Linked DNA regions of Homo sapiens: region 2 is linked to region 1. Evidence: chromatin contacts called from ENCODE Hi-C data. All regions are on one chromosome and are shown on one strand. Each heading gives the region's core, a stretch centred on a gene start or an enhancer-like site at or near the end of the contact. The rest is flanking DNA. Distances are from core to core; before and after follow the strand shown.

Region 1 (6,443 bases), core at 2,768-5,267:
ACTCCAGCCTGGGCAACAGAGTGAAACTCTGTCTATAAAAAAAAAAAAAGAAAAGAAAAGAAAAGAAAGAAAGAAAAAGAAAAAAGAAAAGAAAAGAAAATACAGATGTCATGACATTGCCATTCCCCTGAGCAAAACCCACAGGGCTGCTCGCTGGCAGCAGAATCGGCCCAGTGTCCCTGGTGTCTTTGTGTTTCTTGCTATTTTAACATCTTTATCTCCCACTATTCTGCCACCATCCAAATACCTTCACATTTCATGGGCTCTCCTGCCTTCCGCTTGGGCCCAGAGAGTTCACTTCTCTTCAAAGTCCCCATTAGCCCTCACTCTCTTTCACAAGTATTTCTTATTTACTTATTTATTTTTCATGTTTTTAGAGATGGTGTCTCACTGTGTTGCCCAGGCTGGTCTCGAACTCCTGGGCTCAAGAGATCCTCCTGCACTGGCCACCTGAGTAGCTGGGATTACAGGTGTGGCCACTGTCCTGACTGCAAATATTTCTTAAGTGCCTGCTGAGCCCAGCATTGTGCTCAACGGGTGACAGGCAGCCAGCAAACACAAACACTGCTCCTGCCCTCAGGCAGTTTAAAGTCAAAAGTGAGAAATCTACAAGTGAAAGTTTCAGAGGATAGACTTGATATTCTAGAGATAAAGGCAGAATTCCTGCTGCCCCACTTCAAGTTTAGTATACACTGAAGGTCTTAACACTTTAGAATTTTATTTCTAAACTTGAAATAAGAATATCAAAAGTTTAAAATGTTAGCTCTTAAAATTAATTATTTTAAAATTAGAATTCTCTGTTACAAACACAAAGAAGAAAGGGCATCAGATGTCAATAATGAGGGATTCTAATTCAGGAGTCACAGTAGGGGAAAAGCAAACCTGGTATTATCCTCCACAGTGAACAAGAGGCCTCACTTTCAAATGTGTGGTCTATTTAGGTTTAACAGCATCAGCTCCCTCCTGCATAACTTTTTGGTTTCTGGGAGGCAACCCTCTCTGGCAGCTACTAAATGTAACTGAAGCCTCCGTTTGACTTCCCAGGGCTGTTTAATGTTCTTCATGAAAATCTGCACCCCTCTTTCCAGTCTCTCTGGGTATAAACATAAGAGACGATCAAATGAGTATAAGAGACTGGAAAGAGGGGTGCAGATTTTCATGAAGAACATTACAAATCAAGATGCTGGGTTTCTGTAAATCTCGTTAGCATCTAATACAGAATCTGGTATGCAATAGTTTTTAAAGAAAGTGATGCTTCACCCTTTCTTCTCTCTGCATTCCCTAAAACGGCTAGCACAGAGCCTGACATGTGGTAGGTACAAACAAATACTTTGACTGGATAATTATGCATGAAATCCCAGACCTCAGGGTGATCAGGGCTTAAGGGGGCAGTGGTAATGGTAGACACAGGACTGCGGCTATAGTCACAGAACAGGCCTCCCAGGCAGCATTCATCCTGAAACACACCTTTAAAGTATGACGATGGATATCATGCTGGCCAAACAATGATCAGAACCTTGATGACACACTGATTCAACCCTGAGCATATTACAAACCTATCATGCAATTTAAAAATGCCCTAATGAATTGGAAAAAGTTCTGAATCTAGAAGCACTGGTTACACACATGCGCGAGCACACACGCGCGCACGCACACACACACACACACACACACACACAGAGGTTTACATATGTATGTTACATGGTACTGTGGTACTGTTATTAACAATGGATATTCTAGAATTGTTCTTTGAATTTGTCTTTAACAACAAGGAAAAGTCATTTTTAAAAGATATTCCAGAAATCAAAACCAGAGGAAAGATACAAATGTTTACTGAGAAAGCAGGAATGTTTTCATTTTTCATTTCATTATCCTTTTCATTTATCTTAAAAACTTTTTAAGAAGTTTAAATTCACCAGTAGGGGTCAACTGCATAGGTTACTACTTAACCATGCTCTGCTTTAATCAGAGTGGTCTCCACAGACCAATACCTACTTTTTTCAGGTGTAGCAAAAAGGTGGTCACACAAACAAGACAAGTCGGGACCATTTACCCACTTGGCTGAATGGAAAGGTCTGAATACGAGATAAACCAGACGATGGAGCCCCTAACCACCACATTGATTTAGAGCCGCTTGTCCAAAATGCAAGCAGTTTGGAAAAATAAACACAGCAGGCAATGCCTGTTCCCCTTCAGCTATCCAGTGTCCTCCAAAACACTATGAGAGCCTAGGTCACTGATCCTACTTTCCAAGTCAGTTGGGAAAGAGTATTCAAAAAGCAGCTCACATTGATAAGCTCAGAAAGAGAGTTGGTTTTTTTCCGATATACGCAGTCTTCAGCAGCCAGTACCCAGGAGTGACAGAGGCGGCCGGTGGGAGACTCTACTCAGCAAAGGCACATTGGCAAGCTCCAGGAGAGGAAAACAAGGTTGCTTTTAGTCATTTGGCGCCACATGTGCCAAATGATACCTGTTACTTGAACTGGGCATGAGGATTGAACTGTCTGGGCAGTAACAATGTGCCAGGCAGCTGAAGCCCCAGGTCCTGGCCCCTGCCCGCCTGCCGCCTGAATCCCTGCAGTATACAGGGGCCTGCGAGGTGACCCTGGAGCCAGAGCTGTCACAACGACCCTCCTTTCTTCCAAACCAAGTAGCCAAAAGACTGGGATACAGCCCCAGATTTACGATCCTGTTTTCAGCTGGAACTCAGGGTCCCTGACCCTACTGAAGAATTTTAAGAGGTACAGACACTGGGAAAGAAATATACGACTGAGGAGGGAAGAAGAGTATACCTCTGCAGTACTGAAGTGACTCTGAATACACACTTTTTCTTTCTTTTTTTTCTTTTTTTAATAGAAATACAGTTGCCAAAGAGAAAGCAGCAGGCAGAGCTAAGGAAAGGAGGAGTGTTCGAATGATTAATCACACTCACACCACTCTCCCCAACAGGGAGCTCTCATGTGAAGAGTTTAACGGACTTGCCAATTAGTTACTTGTGAATCATCCTCCACTTGCCTAATTTTCTTTCAAAGTTTGTACTCAGCAATTTGTACTGACTTCAATATCAACTTACGTAGTTTTCTTTGTAGGGCGAAAAAAAGGGAAGGAAAACCAGTTCATGTCTTTGCATTTCAGCAACTAAATTGGTCATTTGAGGAAATTTTAAAAACTACTTTTCTCTGCTGCAGTGCAGAACTCAGACCATAATGGGTTCATTTTGGATCTCATTTGACAGAATTGATTATGACAAGAAATAGAAAGACTTCATTTCAATAATGAATTGAGGAATCTAACAAGATAAGATAGATGCATGGGCCCTCAAAAGTCAGTTTCTGTGAAATGCCAGTGGAATTGTTTTATTAAAACAAAACCCAGCCAAACAAAAAAAGGACGTGGAGAGAAGGAGGAACACACTGGTGTTCAGCTTTTCTTAAGGCAGAGGAGATTTTCTTAAGACACTGAAGCTATCTGCTGTTAATTCCTTTAAAAAAAAAAAAAAAGCACCTAGTTCATTTTCAGGTGGCCTCTTTAAATTTAGTAATGGTTCTAAAGTGATACAGAATTATTAATTTTAACTTCAGAGAAATGCTTTTTACTATTCTAATAATTTTCTGTTAAAGTTAATTATTTTTACAGCAGTAAATTTCAAGTCCATAATTGTGATCTAAGTTCTCTCTTAAAAATTAAGCCCCAAGGCCAGGTGCACTGGCTCATGCTCTGGGAGGACGGCTTGAGGCCAGGAGTTTGAGACCAGCCTGGGTAACATAGTGAGACCCCAATCTCTACCAAAAAAAAAAAAAAAATTAGCTGGGCATGGTGGTGCACACCTGTAGTCCTAGCTACTCTGGACGCTGAGGTCGGAGGATCACTTGAGCCCAGCAGTTTGAGGCTGCAGTGAGCTATGATCACACCACTGTACTCCAGCCTGGGCAACAGAGCAAGACCTTGTATCAAGAAAAAAAAAGAAACGCCCTAACAGGAGTGTTGGCTCCCACGCAGTTTTAATAGCAGATGAGCAACCACATCCTTCCTGTCCCACTAGCCAGCCCTCAGCTCTTCTGTGTACACAGAGCCTCAGCTCAGGGTCTGGACCTCCATGTAAACCACAACCCCAGGCCATCATGAGACAATGTCACCGGCAGCCTGGTCAGCGCTGCTTTCTCCAAACATGGCAGCCTCTCTCATGCCTGAGTAAACATATGAAAAATTCCTGGAAATTTTTGGCAATGGTACAGAGAGGGCAGTGGGAGCACAGATCTTTAGGAAAGTGTGCTAACTATCTCAGTTTGCCTGAGGGACCCTATTCTTCAGAGGAAAATACAGGGTAAGCTGTATCAGTACTCAATCTGTAGTCACCCAGGGTGGCAATATGTCACTTAATGCAGGATAAATTCAGATCTTAAATTGAGGGCAGATTAGGACTAGATTTGAAGGGACTTAAGTCAGTATATGCTGAGCATCCTTTATTTGAAATGCCTGCAGCCAGTCGTATTTCAGATTTTTTCAGATTTCAGAATATTTGCAAAGATAATGAGATATCTTGGGGATGGGACCCAAGTCTAAACACGAAATTTATCTATTTCATATACACCTTATACACATAGCCTAAAGGTAATTTTATACAATATTTTAAATAATTGTGTACATGAAACAAAGGCTGTGTTGAGCACTTAACTGTGGAATTTTCCACTTGTGGCATCACGTTGATGATCAGAAAATATTCGATTTGGAAGCATTTTGGATTTCAGATTTTCTGATTGGGATACTCAACCTGTCCCTTGGATTTCCACTTTTAAAAAAAATCCTTAGCATTTACGAATCTGGCTCGCTATATGAAACTTGGGTAACCAATGTCAAATCCTTTCTCAGAAAAAAATGATCATGGCTCAACAGTTATTTAAAGAGTTAAAACAGATGTTTAAAAGTTAGAATGAAGGACCAGGCCAGTGTGGGGAGGAGAGCAGCAGTGCACATTTTTACGTGGTGGGAATCAAGATGAAGAGGAAGATGTACCACAGGACACGCCCAGGATGTTGGGTTCCTGGTGCTGACCACAGTGCTATGGTCACTCCACAGTCCAGCACTGCAGTGCACAAAGGGTGCCCTTTGACAAAAATGCTGCAGCAAGAGTCTGACCAACTTGAAAAGCAGCAAATCAGCAAGATAAAGATTCCTGAGAGTCCTAAGTAGCCTCTACGAAGATACAAAACATGCACACTCACACAGGCTACTGACATGTCTGACAGCAGAAATTAACAGGCAGCTCTGCTAGCCTGTTAATTTCCACCTGGAAATGAGAGTATTATATAAAACCCTCACATGCTCAGTCTCCTTCCAAAGAAAAGTAATATATTTTCCTACTGACTTTTATACCGGTATCATATGTATAGAGGTCCCCAATCAAGAGAACACTTTACTTCAGCATGAACATTAAAAACTTCTTACACAAAATGAAAATTACTATTATATAATACTTTTATTGACAAAAATACAGATCCCAATTGACACAGCAAAAGTCATGGCAAAACCCATTTCCTACTGGAAGCAAATGTTACAAACGCAACTCACCTGGAAATCTTGATCATCAATTCCAAACCTCTCCCGCAGGTTACGGAAGACCATCGGGCAGTATTCCTTAAACTTGAAATGGCTCGGCATGTTTTCTCTGAAACAGTCACAGCGTGGAATAAAGCTCAGAGAGAGTCAATCAGACTTGCATCTGCCACCACTGAGTTCCACAGGTAGCCAAAGAAGGGTTCAGAGTTCACTGCCTACCAAAAGCACAGGTGTGCTTCCTAGAACCAGGTACAACCCGCAGAAAGATCCAGGAGACACAGGGGGCCAGACGGATGTCTGTCTGTCTCCTTTGTCACAGGCACGCTTGGACTATGTGACCTCTTTAAATCCTGGCCACACACTGCAGCCATTCCTCAAAGAACAAGAGGTGGGGAAGGAACGGGCCAGGCAGGGGGAGCAGTGAGGGAAAAGCACAATGGCGGGAGAGTGAGTTAGGAAGAGGCAGCGGAGCAAGGTTCCCTCTCAGCTACTGCTGAGGAAAGGAGGGCCACTCCCTCACCCCCCTAAAAGGCCTGTTTTATATAAATGCCACATTCTAAATTTGCTTAGAGGAAATTCCCTGAAAGTCAGCTTCTAAACACTGTTATGAGAAAAATTAACATCAGCTTCACATAAGGACAATGGCCCCCTGAAGAAATTTCATAATTGGCCTGGCATGGTGGCTTACACCACTCATTTGTAATCCCAGCACTTTGGGAGACTGAGGTGGGAGGATTTCTTGAGGCCAGGAGTTTGAGGCCAGCCTGGGGAACATAGTGAGACCCCTGTCTTTACAAAAAGTTTTTTAAAAAATCAGCTGGGCATGGTAACCTGCACCCGTAGTCCCAGCTATTCAGAAGGCTCAGGAAGGGGGATTGCTTGACCCC
Region 2 (6,443 bases), core at 1,233-3,732, 760 kb after region 1:
CTTACTCTTCCCCTCCTCTTTTTTTTTTTTTTTTTTTTTTTGAGACAGGTTCTTGCTTTGTCACCTAGGCTGGAGTGCAGTGGCACGATCACAGCTCACTGCTGCCTGGAACTCCCAGGCTCAAGCGATCCTCCCACCACAGCCTGCCGAGTAGCTGGAACTACACCCAGCTAGTGTTTTTTAATTTTTTTTTTGCAGAGACAAGGGTCTCACTGTGTTGCACAAGCTGGTCTTGAACTCCTGAAGTCAAGTGATCCTCCCACCTTGGCCTTCCAAAGTGCTGGAATTACCAGGCGTGAGCCACTGCATTCGGCTTCTTCCTCTTCTCATAAGGTCACCAGCCCCATTAGATTAGATTAGGTCACCCTTGTGACCTCCTTTAATCTTTTTTTTTTTTTTTTTTTTGAGACAGAGTTTTGCTCTATTGCCCAGGCTGGAGTGCAGTGGTGCGATCTCAGCTCACTGCAACCTCCACCTCCCTGGTTCAAGTGATTCTCTCGTCTCAGCCTCCAGAGTAGCTGGGACTACAGGTGCCCGCCACCACGCCCAGCTAATTTTTGTATTTTTAGTAAAGACAGAGTTTCACCATGTTGGCCAGGCTGGTCTCAAACTCCTGACCTCAGATGATCCTCTTGCCTCGGCCTCCCAAAGTACTGGGATTACTGACGTGAGCCACCGAGCCCGGCCAAACTCCTTTAATCGTAATGACCTCCCTAGAGGCCCTATCTCCAAATATAGCCACATTGGAGTTAGGACATCAACATATGAATTTGGGGGGACACAACAGTTCTTAACACTTTGATTGACAACTTTCTCATCCACAGCCCCATAGGGGAAAGGTCTATTTTTGGTTTTGTTCACCTTGTATTTCTAACATCTGCCTATAGTAAACATTCAATACGTTTTTGTTGAATGAATGAGTAATGACTATTAACAGTTATTGAGCACATGAGATTTCACAGGCATTGTGCTTATGTGCCATGTCGCAGGTATTGTTCTCAGTGCTTTATATATTAACACAATATACCATTTAATACTCAAAACAAACTTATTGAGAGCTATAGCATTATTATCCTGTTACGTTAATGAGAAAGCCTAGACATAGAGAGGTTATAGGATTGCCCAAGTTCACACAGCTTATAAGTGGAAGAAGGAGGATTTAATTAATCTGTCTGTGCCTAGAACTCATGCTCTTAATCTGTATGCATGGTATTTTAAACACATGAATTAGCAAATCAAAATGCATTAAAATAATATAATTAATAAAAATTCATTACATTATTAATTGCATAAAAACTTTATTATCTACCTACTATTTGCAAGGCACTTTTCTAGGCATTTGGAATAACATGCAGATGAACAATTTTCTTCACTGTTACAGCATATATTCGTGTGTGCACATAAACAATTAACAGATTAATATATAATATATCAAGTGGTGGTAAGTGCCATGGAGAAGAATGAAGCAAGAGAGGGAAATGAATAATGCAGCTAGTTGCAGCTGTTTCAGCAAATGTGGTTGGAGGCCACTCTAGAAAAGGATTTCCAACAGCTCAGAACAAAGTCACACAGAAGATATGTAGATGATGTAAGAAATGTTTTCTTATTAATTAGTAACTCAATTAAAAGGACATGAGCTGATAAAATGCAACAGCAAGCATTTACTAAAGGCTTGTCCAAGCTCAGGCCTAGAGAAAAACAGCAGGAAGTTCTGGGAGGTCATTCTACAAAACATGGCGATGGCTGTTGTAAACTCAGGGAATTGAGCTAAGTGAGCCCTGAAACAGCTGTCCTGCCCAACACTTCTGCCCTGTCCCCGCTCTGTTTCTGGCTGGTTTGCTGAGGTGACCCCCGTTACATGGCCCTGAGCAAGCTCCTCATCTCTCCAATGTGCAGTGTTACTTAGCAAAATGCTGAGAGCAGCACTAACCAGAAAAATCCGGTATCAGCTCCCCCAAAATCAAATATAAGGTCTGTGCAATCCACAGATCAACTCATGTGTGACCCACTAACTTTGCAAGGAAAATGTGCTTTTTATAGCATCTGGGTCAGACTCATTGAGTGGTGCATTGCGTTAAGGATTCATGCATTTCCCCCAGATTTTCTATTGCCCAGGTGGTAGGTTAGGCATTTAGATAATCTGGCTCAATGTTGTCTAAGAGGAAGGTTTTGGGAACACAATACCTAATCCTTGTTACTAAATCTTTATGAGAAAATGGGCTGAGAGAGAGCCACAGAACAAAGTTTTGGTTTGGTGTTTTGATTCCTGAAGCAAGGAGTTCTCTTTTAAGAAAAAAATAATAAATCAAGTGGGCATTGAGTGACATCTACCATCACTAGACTTTCTAAACAAGAATGAAATTCACCTATGGAGGCTGTAGATCTCTTTGCTATGTTCGTGTCTGTCCATGCCTTGCCTTTTTGTGTTTTCTCTTTCATTCTTTCTTTTTCCGTTGATAAATCACTCAATAACCATACACAAACTAGCAAAACCACATCCAGGACAGCTGGTTAACTGATATACCTTGAGGTTTTTGAAAACAAAACAGCTGAACACTTCCTCTGTGCCAAAAGAGAGGAAGTAGAGATTTTCCAGGACCCATTTAATCAGAATGATTTCCTGACTGGGGAGGTAAATTATCTATTCAGTCTTTCCCCTGTTCATCTGCTCAAAGACTATTAAAATATAGATGATATCTCAGAAAAATTAATGCAGATATAAAAGATTATTAAACTAACATTTAATTAACAAAGCAACAGTAGTTTCTATAAGCCACTACCTCTGGAAGGTCGTTTTTATCTCTCCGCTTCCCTGTCTTTGAGGCGATACTGTTCACAACTCTTTTAATGTTTGGATAAAGTCCAAGATGTTGCTGTTGGTATTGCTGAAGGTTAATTCTCAAACTCCATGGTTTGATTTGAGAAGGAAATTGTCAAGACTTCCTCTCTCTCAGGCTGGGTTTGGTTACTGGAACATTTAGGACACTTTGAGCAGCAGGTAACTGAACACCAAAATTAAACAATGCATAAATGCATTAGATTGTGAGCCTGCGAGTTTAGAGATAAGACACTATGTTCTCTGGAGGATTGGCTCAATTCAGTGGTTTTAACTCCACGTTCCTCCAACTCTCTGGACTCATCCTCAAGGCCTAGAGCAAGATGTCTGCAGCCATTCCAGGCCTCAGTTATACCAATGTCCAGAGGGAGAGAGGGTTTCCCCTCCAAAATTTCTCTCAAGAGTGTAGGGGAAGGGCCAGGCTCGGTGGCTCATGCCTGTAATCCCAGAACTTTGGGAGGCCGAGGCAGGCGGATCACCTGAGGTTGGGAGTTCAAGACCAGCCTGACCAACATGGAGAAACCCCCTCTCTGCTAAAAATACAAAAAAAAAAAAAAATAGCCGGGAGTGGTGGTGCATGCGTGTAATCCCAGCTACTTGGGAGGCTGAGGTAGGAGAATCGCTTGAACCCGGGAGGAGGAGGTTGCAGTGAGCCGAGATCGCGCCATTGTACTCCAGCCTGGGCAACAAGAGCGAAACTCCATCTAAAACAAAAGAATGTAGGGGAAAAAACCAATACCCTTTCCTCATCCATCACAAGGGTCATGGCAGATACTCCTATAACAAGAGACAGAGTAACAAGAGAAAAGCATCACAAATTTATTTAACCAAGGTTTACGTGACAGGGGAGCCTTCCAAAGTGAAGACCTGAAGACCCAGGGAAGACTGTGCTTTTGTGCTGAGTCTGATGGAAGAAGTGAACAGTTGCAGAGAAACAGGAAAGGGGTGTGATGTAATGGTAATAAACTTGTAGTGGTGGGAGCTTAGCAAGGCGTGCTTGTTCACATTCCTTTCTGTGTTTCTATTAATATAAGACATTCCCCTTTTCCATTATGTGCAGAACACAGGTCACATAAGGATCTTCAGGGTGCAGGGGGGACGGTGGGGAGGTAGGAGGTCAGTGAATGACCTTCCTAGGTTTTATGGCTTGCTTTGGGCAGATAAATTCTAGTTTCTATAACTCAGCTTGGGAGAGAAAGGGGAGAGGGAGAACAGAGGGTGGGAGAAGGTCAAAGAGACTTTGTTTTGGGGGCAAGTTCTCCCAATATCCTTCAGTTCAAAGTAGTCAGCATGCCAAGGTGTCATGATCTGGGGTACCATGTTCTGACCCCCAATAAGAGCATGAACAGACAACTCACAGAATTTGGGGAAATATTTACAAATCATATATTTAATCAAAGTCTGGTATCCAGGATATATAAAAAACATTTACAAAACTCAACAATTAAAATACAAATAGCACAATTTAAAGATGAAAAAAAACAGGTGTGGTGGCTCATGCCTGTAATCCCAGCACTTTGGGAGGCTGAGATGGGAGGATTGTTTGAAGCCAGGAGTTCAAGAACAGCCTGAGGGACATAGTGAAACCCTGTCTCTACAAAAAAGTTAGGCAGGCATGGTGGTACATATCTGTAGTCCCAGCTACTCAGGAGGCTAAGCCTGGGGAAGCCAAGGCTGCAGTGAGATGGGTTTGAGCCACCACACTCCAGCATAGGTGACAGAGCAAGACACTGTCTCAAAATAAGTAAATAAGTAAATAAAAATAAGACATTTAAAATTTTTTTAATTAAAAATTATTTTTAATGAAACAGAAATGGAATAGGTATTTCTCCAAAGAAGATATACAAATGGCCAACAGCACATAAAGAGACGTTCAGCCTCATTAGTCATTAGGGAAATGCAAATTAAAACCATAATGAGACACCACTTCACACATACTAGAACAGTGATACTCAAAAAAGACAAGCAATGACAAGTTTTGATGAGGATGCAGATAAATTAGAACCCTTGTATGTTGCTGATGGGAATATAAAATGGTGCAGTGCCTTGGAAAAAACAGTCTGGCAGTTTCTCAAAGAGTTAAGTGGTTTTTTCTTTTCTTTTTTCTTTTTTTTTCTTTTCTTTTTTTTCTTTTTTTGTTTGTTGTTTGTTTGTTTGAGACAGCATCTTGCTCTGTCACCCAGGCGACAGGTTGGAGTGCAGTGGCATGATCTCAGCTCACTGCAACCTTCGCCTCCTGGGTTCAGGTGATTGTCGTGCCTCAGCCACCCAAGTAGCTGGGACTACAAGCGTTTACTGGCATGCCTGGCTGATTTTTGTATTTTTAATAGAGACAGGATTTTGCCATGTTGGCCAGGCTGGTCTTGAACTCTTGGCCTCAAGTGATCCCCCGGCCTCGGCCTCCCAAAATGCTGGGATTACAGGCATGAGCCACAGTGCTCAGCCTTGAAAGAGTTAAATATATATTTATCAAATGTCCCAGCAATTTCACACCGAAGTATCTACCCAGGAGAACTGAAAACATATGTATACTTGGACACAAATGTTCATGGCAGCATAATCGCCAAAAAGTGAAAACGAACCCTGTATCCATCAACTAATGAATGGATAAACAAAATACATGCATATAATGGAATATTATTTTACTGTGAAAAAGAATGAAATATTAAAATATTCTACAAGATGAATGAGCCTTGAACAGATAATACTAAGCAAAAGGAGCCAGACAGAAAAAAATTATATGATTTCATTTACATAAAACATCCAGAATAGGCAAATTCATTGAGAGAAAAAGAAAACATTCATTTATGGTTGCCAGGGGCTACAGGGAGGGAGCAAGGGTATGAGGTTTCTTTTGAGAGAGGTGAAATGTTCTGAAATTAGTTAGTGGTGATAGTTGCACGATTTCGTGAATATGCTAAAACCACTGAATTTTATCCATCCTCAGGGTGCATATTATGATGTATCAATTATATTTCAATTTAAACAAAAAAAGGAGCATAAACATTTCTTCCTCGGAAGTTCTTTGAAAACCTCTCCACACTTGTCAATGGCCTGAGCAGAGACACATGAACCAAGACCAGCGACCTTGGGATGCCCTGTGTCCAGTGAGTTCGGCTTGTGGGTCCTAATGGGTATTAGCCTGTTCTTTCACTGCTATGAAGAAATACCTGAGAGGGGGTAATTTATAAAGAAAAGAGGTTTAATTGGCCCATGGTTGCACAGGCTACACAGGAAGCATGATGCTGGCATCTGCTTGGCTTCTGGGGAGGGCTCAGGAAGCTTATGATCATGGCAGAAGGTGAAGGGGGAGCAGGCATGTCACATTGCCAGAGTGGGAGCAAGAGAGAGCAAGGAGGGAGATGCTACACATTTGTAAACAACCAGATCTTGTGAGAACTCTATCACGAGAATAGCACCAAGTGGATGGTGCTAAACCATTCATGAAGGATCAACCCTCATGATGCAATCACCTCCCACCAGGTTCCACCTCCAACACTGGGGACTCTAATTGCACATGACATTTGGGTGGGGACACAGATCCAAACCTTATCACTGAGTGACTTAGATTCCTCAGGGCCCAGCCTTAGAGCTGAGATTAACTCTC

Evidence for each region. Hi-C counts contacts between places; a loop is a spot of excess contacts on that map. Pooled maps may share reads with other maps.
Region 2: a loop to region 1 is called in a map with no recorded cell type, with 5 times the contacts of the local background. The contact joins two enhancer-like sites. A Hi-C loop is called at or near these places in 7 of 37 single-sample maps with no recorded cell type and 5 of 50 pooled maps.

What each region holds. Positions count from the first base shown.
Region 1 is chr10:22,602,359-22,608,801 of GRCh38, forward strand. It overlaps PIP4K2A (phosphatidylinositol-5-phosphate 4-kinase type 2 alpha), which reads right to left. Exons shown (of 10, transcript NM_005028.5): 3 at 5,569-5,665. Among named protein-coding and RNA genes, the nearest start is that of PIP4K2A, 110 kb to the right of the region's middle. RefSeq lists an enhancer at 2,735-2,884. Within about 2 kb of position 4,018, at least 14 of the 41 ENCODE cell types and tissues checked have a DNase peak (open chromatin) inside an H3K27ac peak, as active enhancers do.
Region 2 is chr10:23,366,514-23,372,956 of GRCh38, forward strand. No RefSeq gene overlaps it. Among named protein-coding and RNA genes, the nearest start is that of C10orf67, 25 kb to the left of the region's middle. Within about 2 kb of position 2,483, at least 4 of the 41 ENCODE cell types and tissues checked have a DNase peak (open chromatin) inside an H3K27ac peak, as active enhancers do.